Linked DNA regions of Homo sapiens: region 1 is linked to region 2. The links are chromatin loops, found by intact Hi-C in ENCODE. Cell type or tissue: tibial artery. All regions are shown on one strand. Each heading gives the region's core, and the rest is flanking DNA. Links, peaks and the distances in the headings are about the cores only.

Region 1 (10,535 bases), core at 1,459-9,458, 55 kb after region 2:
ATAGAAAGGAATGTCGGCAGGGCGTGGTGGCTCAAGCCTGTAATCCCAGCACTTTGGGAGGCCGAGGCAGGTGGATCACCTGAGGTCAAGAGTTCGAGACTGGCCTGGCCAACATGGTGAAACCCCATCTCTACTAAAAATACAAAAAATTAGCCAGGCATGGTGGCAGGTGCCTGTAATCCCAGCTACTCGGGAGGCTGAGGCAGGAGAATCGCTTGAACCCGGGAGGTGGAGGTTGCAGTGAGCCAAGATGGGTCCATTGCACTCCAGCCTGGGCGGCAAAAGCGAAACTCTGTCTCAAAAAAAAAAAAAAAAAAAGAATGTCTAGGTTAAGATAAGGAGGTGTTGTGAGACCAAGATTTTTGTTTGTTAGTTTGTTTTTGTTCTGTTTTGTTTTTTGAGACAGAGTCTTGCTCTGTCACCCAGGGTGGAGTGCAGTGGCACGATCTTGGCTCACTGCAACCTCTGCCTCCCGGGTTCAAGTGATTCTGCAACTTCCGCCTCCTGGGTTCAAGTGATTCTCTTGTAGCTGGGATTACAGGTGCCTGCCACCATGCGTGGCTAATTTTTGTATTTTTAGTAGAGATGGGATTTTGCCATGTTGGCCAGGCCGGTCTCAAACCCCCGACCTCAGGTGATCCACCCGCCTTGGCCTCCCAAAGTGCTGGGATTACAGGCGTGAGCCACCAAGCCTGACCCGGAGACCAAGATTTTATCATGCAGATGAAACCTCCATGTATCAGGCATCAGAGCGCTTATCAGACCTAAACAGGTGCCAGACTCTTAATTTTCTCCTGGATCAGAGGAGAGACCTGGAGAAAAAAAGGGATTGTCTACAGAATGTAGGTTTTCCCCATTAAGATCTTTTATTTATTTATTATTTATGATTTTATTTTTTATTTTTTGAGACGGAGTCTTGCTCTCTCGCCCAGGCTGGAGTGCAGTGGTGCGATCTCGGCTCACTGCAACCTTCGCCTCCCAGGTTCAAGCAATTCTCTGCCTCAGCCTCCCAAATAGCTGGGATTGCAGGCACCTGCCCCCACGCCCAGCTAATTTTTGTATTTTTAGTAGAGACGGGGTTTAACCATGTTGGCCAGGCTAGTCTTGAACTCCTGACCTCATGATCCACCTGCCTCGGCCTCCCAAAGTGCTGGGATTACAGGCGTGAGCCACTGCACCCGGCCAGATCTTTTTAAATGTTAATGCTCGTCACTTGTTCCCAATTCTGAGAGAGAAGAGTATGATGAGGCATGTCCAATCCCCACTTTCAATCATGGCCTGAACTAGATTTTCTGGTTTAGTTTGGAATGTCTTTGGGAGAGAGGGGACTCTGTCAGTTGGTTGGGGGAGCTTAGAATTTTATTTTTGGTCTACATGGGGGAATAAGCCCTTTGTTCCTGAAGGCAGGTCAGGTGGCACATCACAGTGTCCACCACAGACTACCTCTTGTGCCACTTGGATTCATTTCACAGAAGTCTGGAACAGCTCCTCTAGCATACTAATGACTAATGAGTCTCTCTTCATGGTGGAAATTAGAAGAAAGATAGTGGAAAGAATTATAGCTCTCTGAAGCCTCTCTCAGGACAGCAACTGATACTCATCATTTTCCTCTTTTATCCATTTTAGCTTTCCTTCACCCTTAGAGAGCACCTCTGCTGATTTCAGTGGCTTACCTGATGGTGTAATGCAAACTTTCTCCCTGGGGGGTCTGAGCCTCACTATCCATGCTCTCCTCAAGCCATGCTCCTGCACTTGTCTTTTTACCATCAAAATAGGGCAGGGACTACCAAGAGGCACCCAAGTGGGCCAGCTGGATGCCAAGCATATTCCCCCATGTCTCCATTTTGTAACAGTTGTATTATCAGGATCAACAATGACAATCAGGATCAACGCTACAGCCACCATGATCATGCCTCTTCTTGCCTGCTGGCCCCTGCACGCAGGAGCCCAGAGTTCCTAGGCAACAACCATAACCCATTCACCTGCTGGACACATTTCCCCATTGGGAATCAGAGCCTCTAAAGCAGCAGAGCCTAGAGTTGTAGGGGCAGAAAGCACAAATTTCCCAAGTAGATTCCTGGGAGTGATGGCGAACAGAGCCACGCCTGCTTTCTCTCTTTGGTTCTGAACCCATGTGTTTTACCTTTTGGGAACAGAACACCAGGTTGTTGGTTTAAAGTGTATACTGCATGCTAGAAGGTGGCACCTCCTCCTCTCTAGGAATTACTTCCATGTTTGTGCTTCAGCTGTGCATCTACAGCTGATTCTATCACTGTGTTAGGCTGGCAGTTTCTGGGTGGTCGGCTGTAATGTGACCAGTGGACACAAAAGTCATGTGCCCGCTTTACACCTCTTTTGCTGAAAAGTGGTTCCTGGTACGACATGATAGGATTCCGTACCTGTTGCTCAGACACTGTCTCTGTAAGCCCTTGGATAGTGGTTGAGGCCTAGGAGGTGGGAAAATTCATTATGAACAAAGTTTTCTGCAGGGCTGGTAGTGGGAAAGGTGAGACAACCTTATTCTTGACTTTCTCTGGGTTTTAGAACTTCTGAAACCTATTGTGCAGGCTTCTAGGCTATTGGATAATGACTAGAACTTGGGGAAGGGAGAGCAAGGCTGGTGTTTAAAGATCTAAAGTTATACAGCCTCTGCCTCAGTGGCGAACTGAGTCCCTGGCTTGGAGAGTGATTGGCAGAGGGACAAAATGGGCTGCTTGGTTGGGACAGATAACTTCTTAGTTAATCTGGGTTAATTTAAGCAGACATTCGCTTAGGGTACTTACATTTTGTTGTGTCAGGAAACCTGTACAAACAGCTGAGCACGGTGGCTCACGCCTGTAATCCCAGCACTTTGGGAGGCCTAGGTGGGCGGATCACCTGAGATCAGGAGTTCGAGACCAGCCTCAATATGGAGAAACCCCGTCTCTACTAAAAATACAAAATTAGCCGGGCGTGGTGGTGCATGCCTGTAATCCCAGCTACTCCGGAGGCTGAGGCAGGAGAATTGCTTGAACTTGGGAGGCGGAGGTTGCAGTAAGCTGAGATCAGACCATTGCACTCCAGCCTGGGCAACAAGAGTGAAACTCTGTCTCAAAAAAAATTAAAAATAAAAAAAAAGGAAACCTATACAAATTCTGTTCAAGTGGCCAGCCAATTCTTGAGCTGTCTGTGAAACTGCAAATTGAATTCGAAATTCCAGACAGCAGCCCAGCACTGATGGGGAAAGGTCTCCCTCTTGTGGAAATTTTAGGGATTACTGGAAAGCTAGTAATCTATACCTTTAAGAGCTCAAATCCAGAAGAAATTTTTCTTGACAGGCAATTCCAACGCAGTGTATGTAGAACCCCCAATAGTAGGGGCTGCAATTTAAATTCAAGCTATCTGGATTAGAATCTTTGTTCTGCCACTTATTAGTTGTGTGACCTGGACAAAGCACATCACTTTTTGAGCTTCAATTTCTTTCTGTGTGACATGAAGATAATAGATAATATAAGGTTGTGAAGTTACAATGAGACAGTACTTAGATTAATAGATGTGACAGAGGAAGACTTTTAGTATCTGATGCAAACTTTTAAAGTTGCATCTTATATTTCATTACCAACTATACAGAATCTACCACCTTATACATAGTAGATGCTGTATCTGTATTGACTATCATTGATTTAATGAGGTCTAGCTGATAACTCTCCCCAGTTTTCCATGCCTTATCCACACTGTCCATTGACAGGAGAGAGGAAATCTATGGTTACAGTGAGGTGGAGGCTGAAGGAAAAGTTAAATGTTAAAAACTGCCCTTCGCCACCCCGCCCTGTGGAAGACGTAGGGAGTATTTACTTAATGACAATAACTTAGCTCCATCTATTGTCAGGAAATCATCCATTTATTCCCACCCACCGCCGCCAACACACACACTGTTCTGTGTCAGGCCCAGACCAAGAAGCTGGGGATATACCTGTTAGTAGGAAAAGCCCTGCCCTACAGAAGACTCCAGCTCAGGAGAGGATAGGGGCAAGAATAACATACTTGCCTCACCCCATCAGCCAGCATGAGGAAGCAACATAGAAGCTGTCCCCTGCAGACCTCCTGTCAACAGTCACGTGAGCACCCAATGTCACCAGTGTTGACAGATGATCTTCCAGTCGTTCCTGGGAGAAGGCTTTCCATCCGCAGCTACCTACATCTTATATAGGATGAAGGTCACCTCTCTGTGTCCTGAGATATTGCCACACTCCAACCACACTGTCTCATGTGGACATTCACTTAAAACGACTCAGGATACTTGTAAGCTCCACTGAAGCAGTCAGATCTTTGACACACAGGAAGGGGAGTGTAATGTGGAAGGAAGTGTCTCAGCCCTGTACTTGGGTAGGCTGAACAAGGGTGAAATCTAGTCCTGAAACCTAGACAGTTTTACATTTTTTTTTCTTTACCATCTCTATTCTCTGAAGAAGCTAATCCTTGGGAGGATATTTTTCAGCTTCCAAACAGAAATTGAACTAGGAAACCAATATATATGGTTGTGCATGCACATTTGTGTGCACATGAGTGCATGGGTGGTGTGGTGGATGGGCACCACCCCCAATGCAATAGCTCTCTGACTTCATCAATGCATCCAGTCTATCTTCCTTTTCTCTCTGTTTACCCACCTGCTCCTGGCTTCCTGTCTGTTTAAAATAATACTTTATAATCTAACATTATAGTAATTCCTTTGCAGATATGCTCAGCTCCTGTGTTCCCCTCTCCTCTGTCATTTTCATCTGGCTGAACTCCAGTCTCAAATGATCCCAATTACTTTCATTTTCTTCTTCTGAACCAGAGTAGCTGAAATTGTTACAGCAAATTCTATAGCTAGAAAAAGTGATATAAGGCCGGGCGCGGTGGCTCACGCCTGTAATCCCAGCGCTTTGGGAGGCCAAGGCGGGTGGATCACGATGTCAGGGGATCGAGACCATCCTGGCTAACACGGCGAAACCCCATCTCTACTAAAAATACAAAATATTAGCCAGGCGTGGTGGTGGGCGCCTGTGGTCCCAGCTACTCAGGAGGCTGAGGCAGGAGAATGGCGTGAACTCAGGAGGCGGAGCTTGCAGTGAGCCGAGATCGAGCCACTGCACTCCAGCCTGGGCGACAGAGCGCGACTCCGTCTCAAAAAAAAAAAGAAAAGAAAAAAAGAAAAAGTGATATAATGATAAATTCATGATCCCCAGACTCACATGGTCCCTCAGTGCTGCCTGGCAATTTTTCCGTGTTTCTCTAGTGAGCTTGCTCTTTTTCTACTTTTTCTAACTTTTTCATTGCTTTGTAGATCTTTTCATATCTCTGCATCCTCTGTCCTCACACCACCCACTCTTACTGATTTTGCCTTCTATTTTACAGATAATTTAGAAGCCATCCAGAGAGACATTCCCTTGTCTTTGTTACAACAAATTAAAACCCTGCTTGCATCTGTACCCATCCTCTCCCTTTCCCCCTCTGTTATATCCTAATATTTTACAGATGATGAAATACAGGTGCAGAGAAGTTACATAGCTTGCCTAAGATCACACAGCTAGCAAGTAGTTGAGCCCAGTTCCCAGCAGATGAAGCATCCCTCTTACAAAGGGCTGATACTTTTATATTGTTCTATCTCTCAGGGATCTGATTATATTAGCTATTCCCCTTCTCTTAGTTAATTTTTTTTTTTTTTTTTTTTTTTGAGATGGAGTTTCGCTCTGTCACCCAGGCTGGAGTACAGTGCCATAATCTCGGCTCACTGCAACCTCTGCCACCCAGGCTCAAGCGATTCTCCTGCCTCAGCCTTCTGAGTAGCTGGGACTACAGGCACGCACCACTACGCCTGGCTGATTTTTGTATTTTTAGTAGAGATGGGGTTTCACCATATTGGCCAGACTGGTCTCAAACTCCTGACCTCAGGTGATCCACCTGCCTCGGCCTCCCAAAGTGCTGAGATTACAGGCGTGAGCCACCTCACCTGGCCCTCTCCTAGTTAATATTAAGTTATGTCATCAGTGACAAAAAACTGAAAATAACAGCAGCTTTAAAGGAGGTCGGCATTTATTCCTCCCTCACATAGACATAGCCCATCCAGGACTTGCATGACAACGATATGATGAGCAGGAAACCAGGCTGCTTTGATCTTGCTCACCATCCCCAAAATGTGGCTTTCACCTTGTGGCTCATGCTCCAGCCATCATCTCTACACTCTTGCCAGCAGGAAAAAGAACAGAGCCCTTCCCTTTAAGGACACTTCCTAGAAGTTGCACAAGACATTTTTACCCTTATTTCCATGGCTAGAACTTGAACACATTATTCTACTGCAAGGGAGGTGAAGAAATGTCATTTTTGTTCCAGGAGGTCATTTACTCTGCTGAAATTCACAGACTGTACTACCATAGAAGATGGGAGAATGGCTATTAGAGGACAAAGACAGTCTTAGCCATACTCTTTCTTTCTGACATTTTCAACCTCTCCTGCTCAATTTGAAAATCCAATCAAGATTCTATCTTTAAAAGTCAAAATGAGGTAAATCAACACAAAACAAATGCAAGCTTCTTTCTAGACCTAACCCAGTATCCTTCACTATCGGTGTTTCTCTGCTCTGTTTAACAGAACATATCTCAAAAGAACGTCCTGCACATGCTATTCCCATTTCCTTGCATTTTGACCACCACGAATCTATTAAAATGGCTAAGGCACCTCGTGACCTCCACATAAACATATCTAAGGGGCCCTTTTCAGTCTCTGTCTTCTCGACCTCTCAGCAGAATGGGATGCATTTGATTGTTCTCATTATCTTTGACACTTTCTTCTCTTGGCTTCTCCGACACCTCAGTCTTAGCTTTTAGATTGTTAAAGCAAACTAAATATGGCCTGAGAAGGACTCCATACTTCTATATTTGAGTCCTTGTAGACAAATCGTAACATAGCTTAATAGGCAGACAAGATTGAAAACCTAATTTAAGACTATACACCTGTAATGATAGCTGTGTCTTGGCCAATCCCAGCAGCCATACTTCAACCACTCACAGACTGCTGAGTGTTCAAACTGTGTTCAAATAAGGCAAAGGCCAACCTGTAACCCATCCAGCTGTTTCTGTACCTCACTTTTTTTTTTTTTTTTTTTTTGAGACAGAGTCTCAGTCTGTTCCCCAGGCTGGAGTGCAGTGGCGCGATCTTGGCTCACTGCAAACTCTACCACCCAGGTTCATGCCATTCTCCTGCCTCAGCCTCCCGAGTAGCTGGGACTAAAGGTGCCCGCCACCATGCCCGGCTAATTTTTTGTATTTTTAGTAGAGACGGGGTTTCACCGTGTTAGTCGGGATGGTCTCGATCTCCTGACCTCGTGATCCGACCGCCTTGGCCTCCCAAAGTGCTGGGATTACAGGCAGTGAGCTCACTACGTGAGCCGACTTCTGGTTTTTGTATATTACTTTACTTTTTTTATTTATAAATCTGTTCTGACCATGAGGAACCGCTGGAGTCTCTCTGAATCTGCTGTGATTCTAGGGGCTGCCTGATTCATGAATCGTTCATTGCTCAATTAAACTCTTTTAAATTTAATTTGGCTGAAGTTTTTCTTTCAACAAGATAAATTTGTCACTAATGAGAGTGTTAATTTTTTTCCAGTTTGATTTTCTGTCTTTTGCATTTTGCTTATGGTGGGTTTTGTAATGTGGAATTTTTATTTTATATTGTCAAAATCTTGACCTTTCCTTTTATGGGTTATGTGTTATGTCATACCTAGAAAGACCTTCTATGCTCCAAGAGAAAAATCCTGTGCTTTCTTCTTCTACTTCTTCTTCTTCTTCTTTTTTTTTTTTTTTTAATTGAGACAGGGTCTCACTTTCTCACCCAGGCTGGAGTGTGGTGGCATGATCTCGGCTCACTGCAACCTCAGGTTCCCAGGTTCAAGTGATTCCCTTGTCTCAGCCTCCCAAGTAGCTGGGACTATGGGCATGGGCTACCATGTCCTACTAATTTTTGTATTTTTAGTAGAGATGGGGTTTTGCCATGTTGCCCAGGCTGTTCTTGAATGCCTAAGCTCAGGCAATTCGCCCACCTTGGCCTCCCAAAGTGCTAGGATTACAGGCATGAGCCACAGCGTTCGGCTGACTGTGCTTTCTTCTTCTGAAGAAAAGAAATAGAAATTGTGGCTCACATGGATCTTCATTCGGACTTGAGGTGTCTCACTGGGAAGCCCTGCTGGCCCCAGCTGGTTCCAAGCATCAGAGACTTAGAAAATGTTGCAGAAGTCACTCCAGAGCAGGGATCCGCTCAGAGGTGGGGCTGGGCAGAAGCCCTGTTTGAAAGGTCTAACGGCCATACTGGAATGTGGGAATTAACTTTTTTTTTTTTTTTTGAGATGGAGTTATGCTCTAATTGCCCAGGCTGGAGTACAGTGGCAGGATCTCGGCTCACCGCAACCTCTGCCTCCTGGGTTCAAGCGATTCTCCTGCCTCAGCCTCCCGAGTAGCTGGGGATTACAGGCATGCACCACTGTGCCTGGCTAATTTTGTATTTTTAGTAGAGACGGGGTTTCTCCATGTTGGTCAGGCTGGTCTCGAACTCCCAACCTCAGGTGATCCACCTGCCTTGGCCTCCCAAGGTGCTGGGTTTACAGGCTTGAGCCACCATGCCTGGCCAGGGATTGACTTTTTTTTTTAATTTTAAATTATTATTATTGTTTTTTGAGACAGGGTCTGGCTCTCTGTTGCCCAGGCTGGAGTGCAGTGGCACCATCTTGGCTCACTGCAACCTCTACCACCCAGGCTCAAGCCATCCTCCCTCCTCAGCCTCCCATGTAGCTGGGATTACAGGCATGCGCCACCATGCCCAGATAATTTTTGTGTTTTTTTTTATAGAAACAGGGCTTCACCACATTGCCCAGGCTGGTCTTGAACTTCTGAGTTCAAATGATCTGCCTGCCTTGGCCTCCTAAGGTGCTGGGATTACAGATGTGAGCTACCACACCCAGCTGCAATTCACTTTTGACCAAGAGAAAAAACTTAAGAGGAATCCAGTTGTCCATAAAGTGACAAGGAATATTTGCTGCATATTTGAGGATCTTTTGATCAACTTAATACAGAACCTGGCATCTTTACGTCTCCTTAGGGCCAGATGATCATAGCCACTCCCAGCCTCAGATACTTTTAATATGTTGATGAGCTTCTGAGCTCAGACATCTCTAACTTAACTATGTCCAAAATGGAGCTTTTGATCTTTCATTCTGATTTTGACACTGCTCCAGTCTTTCCTATCTAGGGATGGGCACCTCAGCATACCGGACACTTGGAGTCATTAAAACAATTTTTTAAAATTTTTAAATTCTTTTTCTTTAAACAATTTTTTTTTTTTTTTTAAAGATAGGGTCTTGCTGTCTTTCCCAGGCTGGTCTCAAACTCCTGGGCACAAGGGATCCACCTGCCTCAGCCTCCTGTGTAGCTAGGACTACAGGCATACACCACTGTGCCCAGCTCTTGGAGTCATCTTTGACACTTCATCTCCCTTTACCTCTACATTTTATTAATTATCAAGTCATGTCTATTTCTCCTCTAAAACCCAACCTAAGTCTTACCTCTGATCACCTCTGTAGCTACTGTCTTAGCCTAAGTTACTACCATCTCTATCTTAGATTGCTACAAGTTATCCTAACTGGTTTTCCCTGATTTCACCATTGCCCCCAAGTCGATTTCCCATAGCCCACTCCTCTCTTTTGAAATTGTATATCAGATTGTTTCATTCCCCTGATGAAAATTAATTAATTCAACAAATTAGTATAGAGATCTACAGTGTGCCAGGCACTGTTCAGGTATTGGGGGATACATTAGTGATGGGGATACATCGATGTTTTGAAACTAAGCATTCAAAAATCCCTGCTGTCATAGAGTTTACAAAAAAGCAAATAGTGCCATGAAGGAAAATTAAGAATGAAAGGGGTTGGGGAGAGCTGGGGTGGGTGTGCAATTTGAAGCAGGGTGATTAGGGGATGTTTCACTAAGAAGACTATATTTGGGTGGCCAGGTGCGGTGGCTCACACCTGTAATCCCAGCACTTTGAGAGGCCGATGCCGGTGGATCATGAGGTCAGGAGTTCAAGACCAGCTTGGCCAAGATGGCGAAACCCCCTCTCTACTAAAAATACAAAAAATTAGCCGGGTAAGGTGGTGGGTGCCTGTAATCCCAGCTACTTGGGAGGCTGAGGCAGAGAATTTCTTCAACCCAGGAGGCGGAGGTTGCAGTGAGCCGAGATCACACCACTATACTCCAGCCTAGGTGACAGAGTGAGACTCCATCTAAAAAAAAAAAAGACTATATTTGAGCAAAGACTTGAAGGAGATGAGAAAGTAAGCTTTGTGGATATCTGGGAGAAAATATTCCAGACAGAAGGAACAACATGTGCAAGGTGCTGTGGTGGGAACACATCTGGGCAGTGCTGAGGAAGAACAAGGAAATGACAGTGGCTGGAGCAGAGTGGGGAATGGAAGGAGTAGTAAGAGCTGAAGTCAGACAGGCAACGAGAGACTAAATTATGAAGGG
Region 2 (10,535 bases), core at 1,642-9,641:
TGTGAATAGTCCCTCATTGTTCCCCATGACCCTTAGGACAAATCTACCCTCTTTAGTCTTACATACAAGTCTCTCCATGGCCAAATCCCTATTGGCCCTTCAGCTTTGACTTTTATTATACTTTTACCTTAACACTAAGCTCCAGAAACCCTATGCTATTCTCTGTACACTCAGTTTGCTCCATGCTTTGGAATCTTTCCTCTCTCTGGGGTTCCATCTCTCCTTGTGTGCCTTTTAATTCCTACTTCAGATTTCACTTTAAGTATCATCTTCCCTGGGAAGTTTTCCCAGACTCTCCCCACTGCCTTTGCTGAGCTGATCCTGTGTGTTTTGCTGCTGAATTTTGGTGTATGATCACCCTCCTTTAGCCATCTCTCTGATGGCTGTGAGCTCCATGTGGTCAGTACCATTATCTGGCCCATCCTGGGACCCAGAGAAAGCACAAAGGAGGGCGTAACCCGGTCTCACCAAATGCCTGTTGATTGATTGGACAAAGGTGACCGCGAGTGGTTCTGGGACTTGGCTACGGGAACCATGAAGGAGCGTTCCTGGCCAGCTGTTGGGAACTGCTCCTCTGCCCTGAGATGGCTGGGCCGCTACTACTGCTTCCAGGGTAACCAATTCCTGCGCTTCGACCCTGTCAGGGGAGAGGTGCCTCCCAGGTACCCGCGGGATGTCCGAGACTACTTCATGCCCTGCCCTGGCAGAGGTGAGAAAGCCCTAGCACTTGAGACCTGTCAGAATTCATCCACTTTCCCTGAGCTTGTGGATCTCACGTGTCCTAGCTCTCACTTTAACTCCGTGTTGCGACACCTTGGCCCTTAATCTAGCCCCATTTCCATTCTGGATTTTCCCATTGCCCTCATATGGGGAAACCCACACCCCACTAACCCCAGCCATCTCTTCCACCTTGGACCTCACTCTGACCTCTGGCCTCCTTCTGTGTTCTCCTCACCCATTTCTCTCTCCAGGCCATGGACACAGGAATGGGACTGGCCATGGGAACAGTACCCACCATGGCCCTGAGTATATGCGCTGTAGCCCACATCTAGTCTTGTCTGCACTGACGTCTGACAACCATGGTGCCACCTATGCCTTCAGTGGTGAGAGATGCCCCCAACTCCCCCAATGTGCTCTCACATCTCTTTTACTTGTATCTCCCATCCTTGACACATTTCTCCATTGTCATCACTGTGTCACTTATTTTGTCCCCTCTGTCCCCATCCTTCTGCATGCCCTTCTGCATCCCTCATCTCTGAGGCATATTTCTCAATCTTGTCTGTCACGGCCCAAGCCCCTAACTTCATCTACCTGTCTACCATCTACTCCCATGGCTGTGCCCCCTGTGGACCTCTCTGGGCCCCTATGACTCCTTGTGTTCTCCTTGCTCAATGCCCTGCTGAGCCCTCTGGCTCTCCCTTGCTCCCTGGACCTCTATGTGTCTCTGTACCTCCTTGCCTCCCTTTGTTCTTGCATATCTTTCTGAGTCCTCTGGCTCCCCCTGATTTATCCTCAGAACTCCATCTTGTTTCAGGTTCCTGGTTCCTATGTCCAGACCCCTGGGCATAGCACTGCCTGGGGATGAGATGTTCTCATTGCTGAGAACCAGCTGAGAAGTGTTGGGTACTTTAGACCTTTAGAGGCTGGCTTCACTAGCCTCTGGAGGTTTCTCCTCTGAGTAGCCAATGGAGATACCCCTCCCTTGACCCGTGGCATCAATTGGTAAAAGCCATCTAATAATACCTAGGGCTGTTCTGAGTTCAGTCAGGCAGTAAATAGTCATGCTGCACAGTTGAGAATATCCCCAAGAGGAGTGAGCAACCACATCACATCCAACCTGAGATATATGTATAATTAGGACAGTGGTAAGAATATAAAATCGTGAAAATATTTTTTTCACACAAAATTTTTTTGGCTCCTGACCCTTGGACAAATTTGACCAGTTATGACTATCAAGTTCTGTTGAAAAATACATCACCACATGGAGAGCAAATCTCCACAGCAGGATTGCACACTATAATAAGAACATACAGCTAAGATGAAACACACACCTGTAGTGAAAATACAACATTAAACTGAGAACATACGCCATAGTAAGAACACATAAGTATCAAGAGAACACACAGCCATGGTGGGAGCCCATTGGGAGGACACACAGACAAAGTGAAATGCAGAAAGAGAGAGAGAGTGAGTGAGAGATTGTGAAAACAGGGCCACAGGAAACACACAGAAATAGAGAGAGACACCAAGCCATCTAGAGATCACAGAACTTCAAGGCCATGTGGCCATAATGAGAATGCTACTGAACTCCTAAATGAAAAATGTCATGTATGTTCCATAGCTGTTGAGAGAGCCCACAGCATGGAGAGAACACCTTATATTAAAAATACCCAGGCCGGGCGTGGTGAGTCACGCCTGTAATCCTAGCACTTTGGGAGGCTGAGGCAGGTGGATTGCTTGAGCGGCTTGAGCCTAGGAGTTTGAGACCAGCCTGGGCAACATGGCAAAACCTCATCTCTACAAAAAATATAAAAATTAGTCGGGTGTGGTAGTGCGTTCCTATAGTCCCATCTACTTCAGAGGCTGAGCCCGGAAGGTCGAGGCTTCAGTGAGCCGTGATCGTGCTACTGCACTCCAGCCTGGGTGACAGAGTGAGACCATGTCTCAAAAAAAACAAAAACAAAAAACAAAACAAAACAAACAAACAAACAAAAAACCCATATATATATATATATACCTAGCTGAGGTGAGAATGCACTATTTTGGTAAAATCACCAACATGACCCAGCTACAGCATGGGGCAGTCCCTCCCCTCTCACTGGTAAATTTTTCTTTCTCTGACTCACAGTTTTGTTGTTGTTGTTGCTGTTGTTTGAGATGGAGTCTCACTCTGTCACCCAGGCTGGAGTGCAATGGCGCAATCTTGGTTCACTGCAACCTCTGCCTCCTGGGTTCAAGCGATCCTCCTGCCTCAGCCTCCCGTATAGCTGGGACTACAGGCGCATACCACCATGCCTGGCTAATTTTTGTATTTTTTTTTGGGTTACAATGTACTATTTATTAATTTAATTTTTGTATTTTTAGTAGAGATAGGGTTTCACCATGTTGGCCAGGCTGGTCTCGAACTCCTGACCTCAGGTGATCCGCCTGCCTCGGCCTCCCAAAGTGCTAGGATTACAGGCATGAGCAACCACGCCTGGCCCCTCATAGGTTTTTATCTATTCTCTTTGCTTCTTCACAACTTTGGCTTGCACGTGGACCATCATGTTCTCTCCACTTTCTCACTACTTCATGATCTTTCAGTCTCAGTTCCAACTGATACCTCCCTCAGTTGCTCTTTTTTCCTAGTAAGATTTCCAGAGAGGGAATCTGAATGGCCCAGTCCATATTTTCAGACCACACCACATTAAAGTGGTTGATTGCCAGCCTATGTATTGGCTACATTAATGGGTTGGGAACTCATCATTTACTTCATTGCACAAAGCAGCATAGCTCTGGTTCTCAAAATAGGGCCCCTGGGCCAGGTGTGGTGGCTCATGCCTATAATCCCAACACTGTGGGAGGCCGAGGGGGGCAGATCACTTGAGTCCAGGAGTTCTAGACCAGCCTGGGCAACATGGTGAAATCTCATCTCTACTAAAAATACAAAAAATTAGCCAGGTGTGGTGGCATGCACCAGTAGTCCCAGCTGTTCAGGAGGCTGAGGTGGGAGGATTGCTCGAGTGTGGGAGGCAGAGATTGCAGTGAACCGTGACTGTGCCTCTGCAATCCAGCCTGGGTGACAGATTGAGACCCTGTCTCAAAAAACAAATAAATAAAATAAAATAAATATGGTTCCTGAGCAGGGTAATTTCAGTGGGAAACCTCCCAGGGGAGGTGGATATGTCAGTCACCGCTGTATACTCAGTACACGGCTAATAAGAGAACTTGTGGTAGCAGCAAGAACACTAGGTATTTACTCAACAAATATTTGTTGAGCATCTGATAAGAAGTGGGCATTGTCCTAGGCACTGAGATACAGTAGTCAACATGGCAGACAAGATGCCTGCCCTGACAGGCTCTGCTAAAGTGAGAGAGGACAATAAGAAAGAGAAAGGAAGAAAGAGAATAATTTTAGGTAATATTAAGGGTTGTAAAGAAAATAAGACAGGATAGTGGGATAGAGGTGAGGAGAATGAGGGCTGTCTTCTGAAGAAATGATTTTTGAGCTGAGACTTCAGTGATGAGAAGGAATTAACCACACGATGTGCTGGAGGAAAAGCATTTTAGGGAGGGTGAGCAGCACATACTTCAAGGAATCAAGAAGGAAGCCTGGTGAGGCTGGAACACAGAGAAAGAGCAGGTGGGTGACTTGAAAGGGCAGGGACGGCAGTGGCCAGGTTACCTAGACCTGGTAAGGGTTTTCAACCATAAAAGGGAGTCATCAGAAAGTCTTGAGCAGGGCTGTGATATATTCTAACTCATTTTTTATAAAAGATCACTCTGACTTTTTGCAGAACATAAGTTATAAAAGTACAAGCATGTAAGCAAGGAATCCAGCTAGCAATCCGTGCAGTTGTCCAAATTAGAGGTGATGACCGCTTGGACTAGGATGATAGCAGCAGAGGTGGTGAGGAATCACCATGATATATTTTGGAGGTAGAGCTGACAGCATTAACTAATAGCTAAGATAGGCCGGGTGTGGTGGCTTACGCCTGTAATCCTAGCACTTTGGGAGGCCAAGGCGAGTGGATCACCTGAGGTCAGGAGTTCGAGACCAGCTTGACCAACATGGTGAAACCTCGTCTCTACTAAAAATACAAAATTAGCTGGGAATGGTGGCACATGCCTGTAATCTCAGCCTACTTGGGAGGCTGAGGCAGGAGAATCGCTTGAACCTGGGAGGTGAATGTTGCAGTGAGCCGAGATTGCACCATTGCACTCCAGCCTGGGGAACAAGAGTGAAACTCCGTCTCTAAATAAATGAATGAATGAATGATATCAGTCAGAGTAGGGAAGGGAAAAGAGGCTTCAAGAATGACTCAGCTTTCGTGGACTCAGCAACTGAGTGGCTGGTGGTTTTGTTTTCTAAAATTGGGAAAGACTAGGGAGTGTGTGTGTTGGTGGGGGGCAGAAATCAGTTTGGGCATATTAGGTTTTGGGTGCCTATTGGCACCCCATAAGCATGTCAGGTAGGCAGCTGATTTGGAGCCTAAACCTCAAAGGAGAGGTCAGTCAGAGCTGACGAGAACAGATTGGAAGTCATCAGCATATAGATGGCATTTAAAGCCCCTGGACTAGGTGAGATTACCAAGGAAGTGAAGGTAGAGAGAGAAGAGAAGAGGCCCAAAGTAGGGGATTCCAATATTTAGATATCAGGTTGAAGAAAAGAGTAGTCAAAAAAGATAAGAGGAATACTGGGAGAGTCAGGTGTCACAGAAGCCAAGTTCCAAAAAAAGACATTTAAAGGAGAAGGAAGTAGTGAGCAGTCCAGTGCTCCTGAGAGGTAGGGTCAGATGAGAACAGAGAATTGACCATGAGATTTCGCAAATTGGAGAATACTAGCAACCTGGATAAGAACAATTTCAATGGTTGAGGGAAACAGAAGTGTAATTGAAGAGGATTGAGGAAAAAAGACAAATGGGAGCCTAGATAATTCCTTAATAAGTTGTTGTGAAAAGAGGAGAAGAAAAACGGGGTGCTAGCCCAGCTACTCCCTCACTCTTCCACCACCTCATAGGGAGAGACTGGAGAACACAGCCAGAGTGAGAACATTCAGTAGAAGTGGTGCTTCCTTTTTAAGTTCTGGACACTGTATTTCATTATCTATAACCGCATCTCTGTACATGGACACCTGAAATCCTTAGGGAGTGCCCGCCAACCCCATGATGTTGGCCTTACCTGGAAACTTAGCCACTGTTTTCCACACTTGCCTTTCTTTCAGGCACCTGCTGATTCCAGTTTCAGCCAGGGCACAGTGCCCAACATTGCTGACCAAGTCTTGCTCTATTTCTCCTTCTCACCTGGCCTCTTCCATCTTGGCCTCTGGATGCATTCTCTCCCTCTCATGACTCATTTCTGCATTCATCACTAGCCTCTTCTCTGCCTGGGCTTCTGCCAGCGGCCCTAGAGCAACCTATGGTATTCCACAGGGACCCACTACTGGCGTCTGGACACCAGCCGGGATGGCTGGCATAGCTGGCCCATTGCTCATCAGTGGCCCCAGGGTCCTTCAGCAGTGGATGCTGCCTTTTCCTGGGAAGAAAAACTCTATCTGGTCCAGGTGTGTATTGGGGGAGAGGCTTGAGGTAGAGACTGGGACAAGCATATCCAACTCTGTATTTATTACCATCCTTTGTCCTCCAGGGCACCCAGGTATATGTCTTCCTGACAAAGGGAGGCTATACCCTAGTAAGCGGTTATCCGAAGCGGCTGGAGAAGGAAGTCGGGACCCCTCATGGGATTATCCTGGACTCTGTGGATGCGGCCTTTATCTGCCCTGGGTCTTCTCGGCTCCATATCATGGCAGGTGAGGGGCTTCTGGGTGCTTAGAGGGCAGCTTGTTCTGCTACCTGTCTGTGGCATAGATCCCCACCAGGGCATGAGAAGGCCTAGGTCAGGATCCCCAGGGCATGAGAAGGCCTAGGTCAGGATCCCCATGACATGGAAGCCATGCTATGTTTGGTGCCTTCTCCCCAGGACGGCGGCTGTGGTGGCTGGACCTGAAGTCAGGAGCCCAAGCCACGTGGACAGAGCTTCCTTGGCCCCATGAGAAGGTAGACGGAGCCTTGTGTATGGAAAAGTCCCTTGGCCCTAACTCATGTTCCGCCAATGGTCCCGGCTTGTACCTCATCCATGGTCCCAATTTGTACTGCTACAGTGATGTGGAGAAACTGAATGCAGCCAAGGCCCTTCCGCAACCCCAGAATGTGACCAGTCTCCTGGGCTGCACTCACTGAGGGGCCTTCTGACATGAGTCTGGCCTGGCCCCACCTCCTAGTTCCTCATAATAAAGACAGATTGCTTCTTCGCTTCTCACTGAGGGGCCTTCTGACATGAGTCTGGCCTGGCCCCACCTCCCCAGTTTCTCATAATAAAGACAGATTGCTTCTTCACTTGAATCAAGGGACCTTGGTCGTGAAACAATCTTCTTTCTTTGAGTTGAAAAGTTAGCACTTCTCCTTTGAGGGTGTCGAGCTCAAACAAGGCTGTGAGAAACAAGGGAGGGGAGCACTAAGGGGCAAACCTATCTCTGCGCAGATGATTCTTAGGTCCAGATCATAAACTAGCTCTTTGCAGACTATCTACACATAGTGGGGGGAAAGAGAACCAGAGTCGGAAGAGGAACAGCTGAGTTTATACAGCAAGTAAGAGGTGGAGCTAGGACTCTGATTCAACTTGCTGGTAGATGGCCACAACCCAGCCGCAAGGCATCAGAAACAACAGGGCCTGGGGCAACTATGCATGTGCAAAGAGGATTGGCTCAGAGTTGTGGGGTAGGAGGTCCAATCTGGGGGACCTCAAATTATGGTTCTGGGTGATTCAAGTAACACCACTCATGGCTTGTGTTGCCATGAGTTAGGCATGACAAGTGGAATGAAGTTGAAGTGGGGAAACAGAAATACACCAGCTGTGTGTCAGAGGCAAGCTGGAGAGAGAGAAGAAAGAATGAATGGCACCATGGAGCACATTTGCAGAACACAGTCCCTGGGAGTCTTGCTGGAGCCTCAGGAGCTTTGCTGGCACAGAGGATCTGGCCTACCCAATTAGCCTCCTGGGTATCTGCACCATCTAGACCAGCAAATGTCACTGGCAAGGAGGTTGCAGTGCTTGGTTATTTTCTGGTCATAAACTGGTGAAGGCTTTGGGTTCCAAATTTGCTGACAGCTGTTTAACTGGGAATTGGGCCTAGACTATAGGTAGCTATGTCTCAGACAAGGCCCTGTTCCTCCACTGCCTTTACAACCCAGCTGAGGTTGGAGGCTGGCTTGTTTCAGCCTCAAAAAATAGCCTGAGTTTCCAGCAGAGGGCCCTTATTCTGAGCTTCCGTGTCCTAGCCTCATTTTCCTTTCCTGTAAAATAGACACAATGCCACCCACCTTCCAGTGACAATGAATATAGACTCAAACCCATCCCTTGAACTGTCTTGGGAAGGGGCTCTGGACGTAGACCCAGACTGTGGCTCATGGCCTCATGTGATCTGGAGTCAGCCCCTCCCAACCTGTCAGCCATTTGCTCCGTAGGACTTTGATGGGTAGAGTAGTAGCTAACAAGCTCTGACTGTCACACAAGGCTTTGTACTGGGAGGCCAGGCTATAGAGTGGCTCCAGCTTAAAGGGCTGGGAGCTGGGGGACAGTGTCTCAGATTAGGGTCTAACTAGGAAGTTGACTGGAGCTGAGAACAGAGGTTAGGGGCCAAGCAGCAGGGTTGTGGGTCTACTCCTTAGGAGCACCTTGAGCTTTACTTTTCATTCCTAATGGTGTCTTGGATGGCTACCCTCACGGGGTTGGCTGCTAGTCTAAGGGGTGGAGACAAGGACAGAGTTTCAGGTCTGGTCCTTATCAAGTTCATGCACTACACTTGGGACCACTGCTGCATCATGCCAGGGAGCCTAGAGGTGTCTAAACAGTTATCCAACAACTGTGATACCCAAGGTTAACTTTCTCTTGTTTTCGGAGGCAGGGAGTACTAAGTCTCCCCTTTCTCCTTTCCTCCCACGTGTTCTCTTGCAGGGAATCCTCTAGCTTGTCTCCAGGGAACTCCCAGAAATGGTTTGTTTCAGTCAGTTTAGGCTGCTATAAGAGAATATCTTAGAGTGGGTAATCTATCAGCAATAGGAATTTATTGTTCACAATTCTGGAGGCTGGAAAGTCCAAGATCAAGGCTCCAGCAGATTCAGTGTCTGCTGAGTGCTTCTTCTGCTTCGAAGATGGCACCTTTTTGCTGTGTTCTCACATGGTGAAAAAGGGACAAGCAGCTCCCTTTGGGCTCTTTTATAAGGACACTAATCCCTTCCATGAGGTTGAAACCCATGTGACTTAATCACTTCCAAAAGTCTCCCCCTCCTAATGCTATCACATTAGTGACATTTGGTTCCAACATATGAATTTGGGGGAGATGCCAATATTCAGACCATAAAAAGGTCCAACTTATACTTCTTTCATTCATTCACTTAGCATCACCTATGTGCAGAGCAGCTTGCCATTCTACCCTCAAGAATCTGCCGCTCTATCACAGTCAGGAGGGGAACACAGAAAAAGCATCAAGTAAATGCAATACAGTGAGATAGATACTAAGATGGAAGACTCAATATACAAAGGACAGTGGAGCCAGCAATACTTAGGATGAAGAAGGGGTTAGGAAAGGCTTCATATATAATAAACACTTAGTTCAATTTTTAAAGATGAGTAAAATTTATGCAATTCCTTTAGTAAATATATATTCACTGCCAACTATGCATTACCATCCCAGGGAGCATTATGAGCAGAGGAAAGGAGAGAAGGGACAACAAGGGGTGCAAACTGCAACCAGCCCCACAGGGCTGGAGTACAGGGGATGTGTGAGGGGCTGGTGAGATGAGACTGGAGAGGGAGGCAGGAACATACCAGTTCACAGGAGGCCTTCCATGGCAGTCTAGGAAGCATGGATATTGTCTATTTTGGGAGCAATAGAGACCTACTGAGGGATTTTAGACAGGAAGAAAGTGAGGTGATGAGATTTACATTTGAGAAAGATTTCTCTGATTGCTGCAGAGTGGATACCAGGTGAAAGAAAACCCCAGCAGATGTGGGCAGACCATTGTGGAGGTTGATGCTGTGGCTAATCTGGTAGATCATGGCACCTGGACACATGGCAATGGTGGAGTAGTGGGCTGATAAAAAATATTTAGAAGACACAGTCTATAGGACTTGCTGATGGATTGGATCTGAAGGTGAGAGAAAGAGGAATCTCACTTCCAAACTGCGCTATGGCCCCTTTTCCTGGTTCGTCATCCTGCTTCTTCTTCCTTGATTTTCCATGGTACCTTTTCAGAGTCATACTCCATGGCTAACAAGCTTCCCTATGTCTTTTACATGTACAAACATGTACACGTACATCGTTTACATGTACAAACATCTCTATGTCTTTACCTCCAGCCTTGAGAACAGGCTCTACCCCAGGGCCCCTCTTTCTTCCCCTGTAGCTTCCCCAGTGGATGGGAAGCTGTATCAGCACATCTGCACCATTTTCCCCCTTTTCATGCTGTTAAATTCCTTCTCCTTCAGCATCATGGATGTAAGCCATATCATTCTCCCTACTATTCCAATGGCCATCATCTACCAGCCTCCTATGTTCTCTCAGTTGCTGAAGGCTTTGCAGACTGATGTCCCCACACCAGCTACCCAATTACTATGGCCAAACTTTAACCCTATTCATCACTCACAATTGCTCCACCTGTTGAAGAAATTCCTTAAATTCCAGTATCTCTCTTGTGAGTGCAGGCCCTTATCCTTCTGCCTCCCTCACTTCACTCCCACATTCCTGCTCTTTGACTTTGTTACTGTCACAGTCTTCC

What was found. Peaks named below come from ENCODE experiments on the same cell type or tissue, not always from the same donor. Only the 100,000 strongest peaks of a DNase experiment are listed, where the experiment ranks them.
Region 1: it touches region 2 in a loop (8-fold over the local background); 104 of 110 quality-filtered maps call a loop at or near these places.

The regions. Positions count from the first base shown.
Region 1 is chr11:6,372,140-6,382,674 of GRCh38, reverse strand. No RefSeq gene overlaps it. Among named protein-coding and RNA genes, the nearest start is that of SMPD1, 13 kb to the left of the region's middle. In tibial artery, for the core only: a CTCF peak has its summit at 3,245 (motif pointing left); DNase peaks (open chromatin) are centred at 3,194 and 6,154; H3K27me3 peaks cover 195 bases.
Region 2 is chr11:6,427,614-6,438,148 of GRCh38, reverse strand. HPX (hemopexin) reads left to right here. Exons shown (of 10, transcript NM_000613.3): 6 at 497-709; 7 at 972-1,103; 8 at 6,132-6,262; 9 at 6,346-6,508; 10 at 6,679-7,100. The coding sequence ends at 6,938. Among named protein-coding and RNA genes, the nearest start is that of HPX, 8.1 kb to the left of the region's middle. RefSeq lists a silencer at 2,100-2,299 and an enhancer at 3,765-3,814. In tibial artery, for the core only: no CTCF peak of the experiment used is centred there; no DNase peak of the experiment used is centred there.